2 separate regions of the Homo sapiens genome follow, and region 2 is linked to region 1. A link is a contact called in ENCODE Hi-C or POLR2A ChIA-PET data. All regions are on one chromosome and are shown on one strand. The core of a region is the stretch at or near the end of the contact, and the rest is flanking DNA. Distances in the headings are between cores, read along the strand shown.

Evidence for each region. Hi-C counts contacts between places; a loop is a spot of excess contacts on that map. ChIA-PET counts read pairs that join two places held with the same protein, here RNA polymerase II (POLR2A). Pooled maps may share reads with other maps.
Region 2: a pooled map shows a loop between it and region 1 (2.9-fold over the local background). The contact joins two enhancer-like sites. A Hi-C loop is called at or near these places in 1 of 50 pooled maps. POLR2A ChIA-PET finds 5 or more read pairs at or near these places in 4 of 52 experiments (A549, IMR-90, PC-9 and 1 more).

Annotation. Positions count from the first base shown.
Region 1 is chr15:71,749,742-71,754,947 of GRCh38, reverse strand. All of the region lies in intron 14 of THSD4 (thrombospondin type 1 domain containing 4), which reads right to left. Among named protein-coding and RNA genes, the nearest start is that of NR2E3, 58 kb to the left of the region's middle. Within about 2 kb of position 2,292, at least 9 of the 41 ENCODE cell types and tissues checked have a DNase peak (open chromatin) inside an H3K27ac peak, as active enhancers do.
Region 2 is chr15:72,224,471-72,229,676 of GRCh38, reverse strand. The region is part of intron 1 of PKM (pyruvate kinase M1/2); the gene reads left to right. Among named protein-coding and RNA genes, the nearest start is that of PKM, 4.1 kb to the left of the region's middle. RefSeq lists enhancers at 998-1,257, 2,675-2,969. Within about 2 kb of position 2,801, at least 37 of the 41 ENCODE cell types and tissues checked have a DNase peak (open chromatin) inside an H3K27ac peak, as active enhancers do.

The DNA of each region.
Region 1 (5,206 bases), core at 1,043-3,542:
TTTCTTAGTCAATTTCTCACAATTTACTGTCCCTAGAAGCCCCAGCCCCTTTCCTTTGTCTAATCACTTCTCCATAGTTTATCACCCTTTGTTAAAATGGTATATAATCCCTCAAGTCTAACTGCTTCTCTGGGGTTGTCACTTCTTTCCTATGAAGCCCCCCATGCCACTACAAAAATATTAACATCAAACAAAATTGGTATGCTTTTTATCTGTTAATCTTTTGTCAGCTTAATTCACAGACTGCAGCCAGAGAACCTAAGAATGCAGAGGAAACATTTTTCCTCCCCTACAGGTTTGCAGACATTTTTCATGTCCTTTGCTATTTTGCTATTTGCATATTTCATGTCCTTTGCTATTTTGCTAGATTGCTATTAGAAATCTGGGACAATGACTCAGTCCTTTAGCTTAAAATTTGTTACAATAATTGGAATATTCTAGGCTAAAGGATTTGTTTGTTTGTTTGTTTGTTTGTTTGTTTCAGCCATGTATGATCTGGTTTTCTTCCTAACTTTAAAACTCAAGACATTTAAATACTCTTGTAAAGAATACAATGTAGGCCAGGTGTGGTGGCTCACACCTGTAATCCCAGCACTTTCGGAGGCTGAGGCAGGTGGATCACCTGAGGTCAGGAGTTTGAGACCAGCCTGGCCAACATAGTGAAACCCCATCTCTACTAAAAATACAAAAATTAACTGGGCATGATGGTGTGCACCTGTAATTCCAGCTACTTGGGAGGCTGAAACAGAAGAATCGCTTGAACCCGGGAGGTGGAGGTTGCAGTGATGCAGTAAGCCGAAATCATGCCACTGTACTCTAGCCTGGGTGACAGAGTGAGACTCCATCTCAAAAAAAAAAAAAAAAAAAAGAATAAAAGGTAAACAGAATTTCAGTTATCTTCATGTTTCCAACCCTTAGGCTACTTGTTTCCAAGTAATTTCCATCTGACTAGCTAACTTAATTTTCTGCTTTCAAAACCAAGTAATGCACATACATTTGGGAAAGTGTCTTCACATCCCCATATACCTAATTTAAAAGAAGAATATGAAGGACCATGCCAGTGCCCAATGGGAGGACATCACATGGATGAGGCCTGTAGAGGAGTTTCATTTTATTACAACACCTTCAGTGAAAAGCCCAACAAGTGTAAACATGAAAGGAGCTCCCCACTCACGACCTGGTCCAGGAAGCCTGTCAGCAGAAGCAAGGGGAAGGAGAAGTCCCTACCAGGGAGTGGGGACTAACCTTCCAGGTGAGGCTCCAAACCACACCCACCCACTGTCCTTAAAGGATGTTCCTAAAAGGACCAAATCTGCTTTGCTAGTCAGAAGAGGACATGACTCGTAATTGAACTTCTGGGCTGATAAAACACAGAAACACATGGAATTCCTAAGCAACCCTCTGGTGGGGACTGCCTTCTCATTCCAGCAACAGTTAAATCCTAAACTTGGCCCAACTGGCCCCTAAGGGACTATAAGGCTGTAATGACTATTCTTGAACTTCAGCTTTATGCATCATTTCTTATAATTTAAATGATTCAGTATTTTTTTCCTGGAAAACTTTCTTAGAAATTAGGTGTTACCAAACTAAGGCTGGTGGACTTTCTAAAAGTGTTTTTTTCCTGTTGTGATTAAAAATTGCACATGGGCTTAAACCTATCATTGATTTGTAGAACTGAAAAGTCAACGATGCTTACTTCTGATAAGGCCCACTCTCAAGTACAAGCAGCTGAAAAGATGTTTTTAAGGTGAGTCATTAAGCCAGAAGAAACTTTGTGTCCCTAGAAGTTTAACAGAAGATTCAGACTGGGGTTACAACCTCAATTCACTTAGGTAAAGATTAATTAATTTTAAATTGGGCAATAAGACACACTCTGTACTCTTAAGTGTTTGCGAACTTTAATTTTCTTTGGTCTCTCCCTCTTGAGCTTATTGAGTCGGAAGCTGTGTCTCGTTCATGACTGGCATGTAACAGGTGCTCAACACGTGTTTATTCCCAGTAATAAAAAATTTCATAGTTCAGACTAAAGCTTAACGAGGCCATTTTCTACACAAAGCAACTATTCAAAAGTGGAAGACTGCCATCCGCTGGTCATTCCAGGGGCTGAACCTTTTCTAAGACCAACTGGTGGCCCAAAGGCCCCTGGTAACACGCAGCTGAAGAAGAATGAAGCAGCCCACAGGAAATCCTTCCCACTGTGCCAACCTCATCTAGGTCATAGCTTCAAATATATTACTGCAGCGGTTACTCAGCAATGTTACAGTTGAAAAAACTGAAGCTCGGTGAATCAGTAGCTGGCTCAGGGTCAAATACGAAATAAGTGATGGTCATGGAGATGATACCAAAGCCAATGTGCGTTTCTTAAACCCAATAGTACTCCCTTCCCACTCATCTACTCTAAAATAAGCATGAACATTTAGAATTCATGATCTATTCTGAGGGTAGATAAGGCAAAAATTATTTACTTACACCATAGCACCCAACTTGCATGATTTAGAACATCTTTTCCAAAACGAACGAAAGAGTTCCCTGAATAGAATAAAGTGCTCATTCTTTGCTCTATTTATAATTTTAAGCCAAGCTAGATTCGGCAAGAACTTATGTTGAAATGCAAAGCAAAATTACTTTAAGGGGAAATCTGCAAGTCATTATTGGAGAGGAAATAGGTAGAGTGGAAATCTTTGGAAAATTTACATGTAGCTTTTTACTGTTCTAAATAAATGTGGGAGACACACAGAGGAATGAACCACTGCAGCTATTTTCCCCACAGAGTTGTTTTTTCTCTGTACGTATTGTGCTCTGTGCCCCCTGCCTTTTCAGAGAGTGGCAAATGTAGAGACATGGAATTTACAAACTAAAGAATCATGGCAACAAAATGACTGTAAAAGCGCTCTCAGTTGCTGCTTGGAAGACTACACCGAAATAATCTTTCTGGAGAACAATTAGCTAAAATGTATTAAGAGTTCAAAAAGCATTCATAATATTTTCCCATAATTTAACATGATTCCACGCCCCCACTATTTTACAGAGATAAGAAGAGGTGCATATAAAGATTTATGCACAAGAACACTTACTGAAGTCTTTTAAAATATTCTGTTTTAAACAGTAAAACATCACCCGTGTATGGAGGCTTATAACTGTAATCCCAGCTACTCAGGAGGCTGAGGAGGGAGGATCACTAGAGCCCAGGAGGTCAAGGCTTCAGTGAGCCATGATTGTGCCACTGCAGTCCAGCCTGGGCAACAGAGCAAGACCTGGTCTCAAAAATAAAAATAAAAATAAAAATAAAAATAAAAACTAGAAAATCCCAAACATTTAGAAATAGGAGATTGTTTCAGTTATATAGTTCTATAGCTTATTATAATAAAAATCATGTTTTAAAGATTTTATGCTTATAATAATTAAGTGAAAAGAGGTGACCAAATTATACATACATTATGATATAAAGATACATTTATATCTTTAAAATACGTATGAGGAAAAAAAGCTATGTAGGTAAAGTATGTATGAGAAGAAAAAACTTGAAGTATAGCTTAATCTCAAATTTTCTTTTGGTGAAGAGGTTTGGAGCATACTTTTCCAAATTTCTCATATTCTTAAAACAATACTGTGTTACTTTTTAACCAGAAAAAAGCCAACATTTTTAAGAAAAAGAATCATTCCAATATAAAAATGAAAGTCCAGCATCATTCTTTTCATCCATTTGCTGATACAGGAAATCCATCAAGTTTACTGAGAACACGAATGAGTTCAGAAACTGAAGCACAAAAGGATTAGTTGAGGAAACTAGATATTTTTAGCCTGGAGAAAGTGGAAGGGGTTCCCCAATGGCTGTAGGGCTGTCCTTTTCTAAAGGACAGTGGGACTTAGTAAGAAACACTTTGGTTAACTGTAAAAGGAGACCTCTTGACACCTTGAGCTGTACAAGAAATAGATGTAATTGTCTGGACACAGGGTGAATTTCTGATAAAGGGTTTGGGCAAGAGCTGTGACCTATGTCAGGGGCACTGCAGAGGATTCCTCATGCTGGCAAGGAGGCTGAGCTCACAAACACCTTCCCCCACTGTTTCCGCAGTACCATGCGCTAATGTTTGGGATGGGAGGCTTGGAAAATAGGGATACACCGAAGAACTAGGATGAGCTCTCCTGGACTCAGCTTTAGGGCAGAAGCTTGAGTCAGTGGCCAGATCAGCACTTACTCTCCATCTGTTTCTCTTTGGTTAGAGCCTCCCAGATGGCCAAATTAGTGTCTGCTCCTGGGACTGGGGGCACAGTCAGATGCTCATCTTGGAAGCTCAGTATTTGCACCAAGGGCTGTCCATCTGGGGCCATCGTGGGCCTAAGGGGCAGGGGCCATATGCCATGAGGTGTGGGGAACACACAAGAAGATGAGCCGCTAGGTAAGAATCTCCAGGACCATCTCTGGAGGTGGAGTGAAGGCTGCATTTGCAGGTTTGTCCTTCCTCTCTTTCTGGATAACACTCCCTGTGGAAGTGGATTGTTATGGTGATAGAGGGACAAAATGAAGGGGCATCTTACACCGCAGAGGGAGAGAAAACCTATGTGAACACCTCTAGGGGTGATATTCAAAATACTCAATAACAGGTGCATGGTGGCCATTGACCGGTCAGAATGGACACTGACCAGTTGGAGTCAGCCAATGTGGCCGTATGGGGCATGTCTGCTGATATCCCCAAACTGCGTGAAAGGGTCCTTCTTTGAGTCTGAGATACTATGGTTGTTGTTCTCATGATGCTGGGAGTGGGGACGGGGTGGGGGCTCATGGGCTGCATCGTGTCTCCTAAGATCCAAGAACATGGCTGGGCTCCTCTGTCTTTTTTATGGCCTTGTTATTCAGAGTGTGGTCCTTGGACCAGTGGCCTCAGAGACCCTGGGAACCTATTAGAAATGTAGGCTGTGGCCAGGCACAGTGGCTCATGCCTACAATTCCAGGGCTTCGGGAGGCCGAGGTGGCAGATCACTTGAGCCCAGGAGTTTGAGACCAGCTTGGGCAACATGGTGAAACCACAAACAAATACAAAAAATTAGCCGGGGTGGTGGCGCGCACCTATAGTCCCACCTACGTTGGCGGGAGGGGGGCAGGGGGTGCTGAGGCAGGAGGATTGCTTGATCCCAGCAGGTCGAGGCTGCAGTGAGCTGAGATTGCACCACTGCACTCCAGCCCGGGCAATAGAATGAGACCCGG
Region 2 (5,206 bases), core at 1,552-4,051, 470 kb before region 1:
TACGAGCTTCCTGCTGTGGGAGGGAGGGGGACAGGAAGCCTCGTAAGGTCTCACCAGGTGGCAAGCACACTGGATTAGAAGATGCAGGAAAGCACCTTCCAGTCTGAAGATCATTTAAAGACTCAGTCATGTAAGGGCATCCCTTGGCTTCTTAATCTACGTACTCCAGACCCAGGGCTTGGACCTTTGCTGGTACGGGTTAAAGTGAGGCCGACAGTGAAGGTCCACGTGGAGAGAGACATTGGGAAGTTGTCAAAAAGGCGTTTAGAATCAGGTTTGACTCATTAATTTCCTGAGACTCTGAAGGAGTTCAGCCTCTACACCTCAGTTTCCCCTGGGAAAACTGGGAGTAACATTTTCCTCATGATGGTTGAAAGGATTCATGCTTACGTGGATGTGGCACACTCAGTAAGTGTCTAATCTCTGGCGAAATACCCAGAAGAAAAGCCTGTGACTGAATATATTATTTTTGAGCACAATTACTTAGTCCACAATTGAGCATAAGGGCCTTGATCCATTGTCTTCCTACTGTCCCCAAACGCCTACAGCTAATCGTGAGGAATCAGGCTCTCTGAATAACCACGTGTCTCCTGGAAACCAGTTCCCCAAGGGATCTGGTTTAATATTGACAAAGTAACTGATAATGTAACTTTCCAACTCTCTGCTTGGAGCAGATGCTTTTTGGTCATCTGAGATTGGGACCTGTAGACAAAGGCAGGCAAGGAGGGGCTGAGTTAAGCCTTTGGTGTTCCGCTGTAAGTAGAATACTACCTACCAGAGGAACATTCCAGCCCTTGACTTGCTCTGCCTGCTGGTGAGATTAGGATTGGAGCCAGGGTCAGTAGCCCCCAGTTGGCCGTCTTGAGGGTGTGGCCACTCCCTAGGTCACAGAGGAGATGGAGGTCAGGACTCCCCTGCTGCAGCGTTGTTAGCAAATAATTTGCCCTTTGGTGGCCTGAGGTGCTGTGGGGGCAGGAGTGGGCTGTCTTGTGGGGAAGGGAAATGTAACGTATCACCAAATCTGTGGGGGAGTGGGGCTCTGTGGGGAAGATGACTCAACCTTTCAATTATTCTGCTTTTGAGAGAATTATCTTCGCTGGGTGAGTGGGGAAACTACATTGTGGTTCTTGCAGGCTTAAAAAGTCCCTTCTCCCCTTTCAGTGAGTCAGATAATGAAGCATGCATTTCCCCTAATTAAAAATGCCTCAACTACGGAGCTTGCAGTGAGCCGAGATCGCGCCACTGCACTCCAGCCTGGGCGACAGAGCGAGACTCCTTCTCAAAAAAAAAAAAAAAAAAAGCCACAACTAATTAAAAAATGATTGGTCCGGGTCACCTGGTTCTCTGTACTGCCTTAAGAGCTTAAGTGTAGACTGGCAGAGCCCGGTGCCCAGCTAATGCCGTCTGTGCAGCTTCATTCCTGGCCCTTTTGTAGCGGGCACAGCCGCCTCTCCTGGGACTTGATTAATGATGACTTAAAGAAGGTTCTTGAACTCATTTCTCAGTTACTGACTTGAGCCAAAATGTATGGATGTTGGTCTCCTGTCTAGCACAACTGCTTTCATTTTAAGCATTGCATTAGAAATAATGTTGTATTCATATTTTAGCAAAGAGCATCATTAGCTCTTTAAGAACCGTACCCCCAGTGACTTAGCAAATTTGGTGGCGGTGACTCTAAACAGCTAGCACTTTATGGGAGTTGCTTCTGTGCCTTGAATGTTGTGACACTGATGTGGGGTCACAGGAAAAACCATTTTATTTCCTAAAGCTGTTTATTTCTTAATATTGAGGCAATGGAAGAAATGAGGAAACGGCCGTGGGCAGGAAGGTAGAAGAAAATGCAGCACTTACATTACAAACTCACTTTACTTGGGTTTTAGTTTATTTTGCTTCAGTTTTTTGTTTTTTTTTTTTTTTTTTTTTTTTTTTTTTGAGATAGTTTTGCTCTTGTTGCCCAGTCTGGAGTGCAATGGTGTGATCTCGGCTCACTGCAACCTCCACCTCCTGGGTTCAAGCAATTCTCCTGCCTCAGCCTCCCGAAGTAGCTGGAATTACAGGCACTTGCACCACGCCCAGCTAATATTTTTGTATTTTTAGTAGAGATGGGGTTTCACCATGTTGGCCAGGCTGGTCTTGAACTCCTGACTTAGGTGATCCACCGGCCTCGGCCTCCCAAAGTGCCGGGATTACGGGCGTGAGCCACTGCACCTGGCCTGCTTCAGCTTTTATGAAGGCAAGTCAGGATGTGTTATCTTGGCCAAGAGCTAAGACTGAGACCGGAGTAGAGGAAAATGACTCATTTGACATTACCCTTCTTTCTGAATCACTCCAAAAGTCCACAGTCAAATCTCAATTAGCTGGTATAACACAAGAATGCGTTGACCCTGTGAGCAGAGTTTTATTGCATCTTCAAGGGTCTTCGTGAGATTGGTTTATTTGGTATGAGGTCTTAAGGATTTTAAGTTGTCCCTTTAAGCATCAGTTCTGATACAGATGGGAATAGAGCTAAACAACCAGATATATGAAGACCATTTTTGATACCACCATACTTGCGGGGAGCTTGCATTTTTTTACCAAGGGGCAGACTGGATAATTGAGTAATTTAAATACTTGGGACTTTGTTAAAGAAGCTGTTGGGGGAAGGTGAGCCTGGGTGAGTGGTGGAGGGTGATGTGCAGCATCTGCTGGGCCTTCCTGCCTCTTGGTATGACTGCTCAGCTCAGGAGTTGGGTGCTTTAGGGCCCCTACCATGCAGTGCGGTGAAGCCCCGCCCCTGCAGTGGTTTGTGCTTGTCTGCACGTAGGAGGGAACAAGCCGGCTGCAGTACCTTCGGTGGCCTCTGAGACTCACCTCCCCCACTTCTGTCCATAGACAAAGCTCCTGGGGAGCCCTAAGCCTCTTTCCTCATGCCAGCAAGCAGTCTTGGAAGCAGGCTGGGGCTGCAGTGGGAGAGATGCCAAGACCAGTTATTCAAGGGCAGTGAGGTTGCCAGTCCTAGCATTTCACACTGTGGACCAGCACAGCTGCTGGCTGAATACTGCAGTCAAGATTCTCTGAAGGGAGTCCTATCCCTTCCAAACATCTTCAGTTTACTTGCAGATAATGTTTCTTCATTTTTTATTTTATTTTATTTTATTTTATTTTTTTGAGACGGAGTCTCGCACCATGACCCAGGCTGGAGTGCAGTGGTGCAATCTCAGCTCACTGCAAGCTCCGCCTCCCGGGTTCATGCCATTCTCCTGCCTCAGCCTCCTGAGTAGCTGGGACTACAGGCAACCGCAACCACGCCTGGCTGATTTTTTTTGTATTTTTTAGTAGAGACGGGGTTTCACTGTGTTAGCCAGGATGGTCTCAGTCTGCTGACCTCGTGATCCACCTGTCTTGGCCTCCCAAAGTGCTGGGATTACAGGCATCAGCCACCGCGCCTGGCCATGTTTCTTCAATTTTAAACAACTGATATCTCCCTTGGCCATGAACGAAAAAGAACTGCCCATCAGTGGAGTCAGTCAGGGCACATAAGACACACTGTGTCCACCATGCCATTTCAGAGGAGATTTGATTGAGTTAAGCAGGGAAATAGAGATGTTGTAAACGTTGAAACTATCTGGGTATCCCTCTTTGGTTATTAACATTAGATGAGCAGAAAAACAAATGTCACCGATGGGCAAACATTTAAAAAGTCTGGCAGTACCAAGTGTGGAAAAAGGTGTGGAAGGCAGCAACTCAGCGTTCATTGATATAGCCACTTTGGAGAGCAATTCAGCCTTATTTAGTAAAAATAGAAATAAACATACTCCATGACCTAAGACTTCAATTTCTGGATATATAGAAACTCACACAGTACAGGGAGACATGTACTACAAGAGTATTGATTAATAGAAGAAACTTAGTTTAACGGGGAGGGAGAGTGGCCACCAGTAAGACAGTCCATAAATAAAATGGTCTGTTGTACAGTGGACTAGTGTAACAGCTTAAATGAATTAGCTAGATCCATATACCCACTGGATGGATCTTAAATGTGCTGCTGAGTGAAAAACAAGTTACTCAGTGATATATACAGTATACCACTTAGGGCATTAAGAAAACCACAATATTATAGGGTTCAGTATAGACATAGATACACTGTACATAGACTTCAGTGAACTGGAAGGATATAGAGTTCATGACAGTGATTGGGTGTCAAAATGCATGATGTGGCTGGGAGCAGTGGCTCACACCTGTAATCCCAGCACTTTGAGAGGCTGATGCAGGAGGATCACTTGAGGCCAGGAGGTCGAGACCAGCCTGGGCAACATCGCAAGATTCCCATCTCTATTTAAATAAATAAAATAGAAAAAAAAGTTTAAGATGGAGGTGGAAAGGGTTGGAGGAGCTTGGGGATGGAGAAAAAATGAACTGTATAAAATTAAAATTCTTGTTTTTGTTTTTAGAAAGTAAAGAGGGCCGGGCACAGTGGCTCATGCCTGTAATCCCAGCACTTTGGGAAGCTGAGGTGGGCGGATCACGAGGTCAGGAGATTGAGACCATCCTGGCTAACACGGTGAAACCCCGTCTGTACTAAAAATACAAAAAAAAAAAAAAAAAAAAATTAGCCGGGCCTGGTGGCGGGCGCCTGTAGTCCCAGCTACTCAGGAGGCTGAGGCAGGAGAATGGCCTGAACCTGGGAGGTGGAGCTTGCAGTGAGCTGAGATCGCGCCAGTGCACTCCAGCCTGGGCAACAGAGCGAGACTCCATCTCAAAAAAAAAAAAAAAAAGAAAAAAGAAATTAAAGAAAATACAGCTCAGCCTTTATTTGTGTTTTTTTTTTTTTCCTTTTTTTCTGAGACAGAGTTTTTCACTCTGTTGCCCGGGCTGGAGGGCAGTGGTGCGATCTCCGTTCACTGCAGCCTCCACTTCCTGGATTCAAGCAATTCTGTGTCTCAGCCACCCAAGTAGCTGGGATTACAGGTGCGCGCCTGGCTAATTTTTGTATGTTTAGTAGTGATGGTGTTTCACCATATTAGCCAGGCTGGTCTCGAACTCTTAGCCTCAAGTGATCTGCCCGCCTCAGCCTTTCAAACTGTTGGGATTACAGGCGTGAGCCAACACAGCCAGCCATGGCTCAGTGTTAATGGTCAGTTCTGGGTGGTAGAGAGGCAGATGTTAAAACTTTTTTTTCTTTAATTCGTAACATAGAAGCAAACCTATAAAGGCTGCCGTAGGAAGA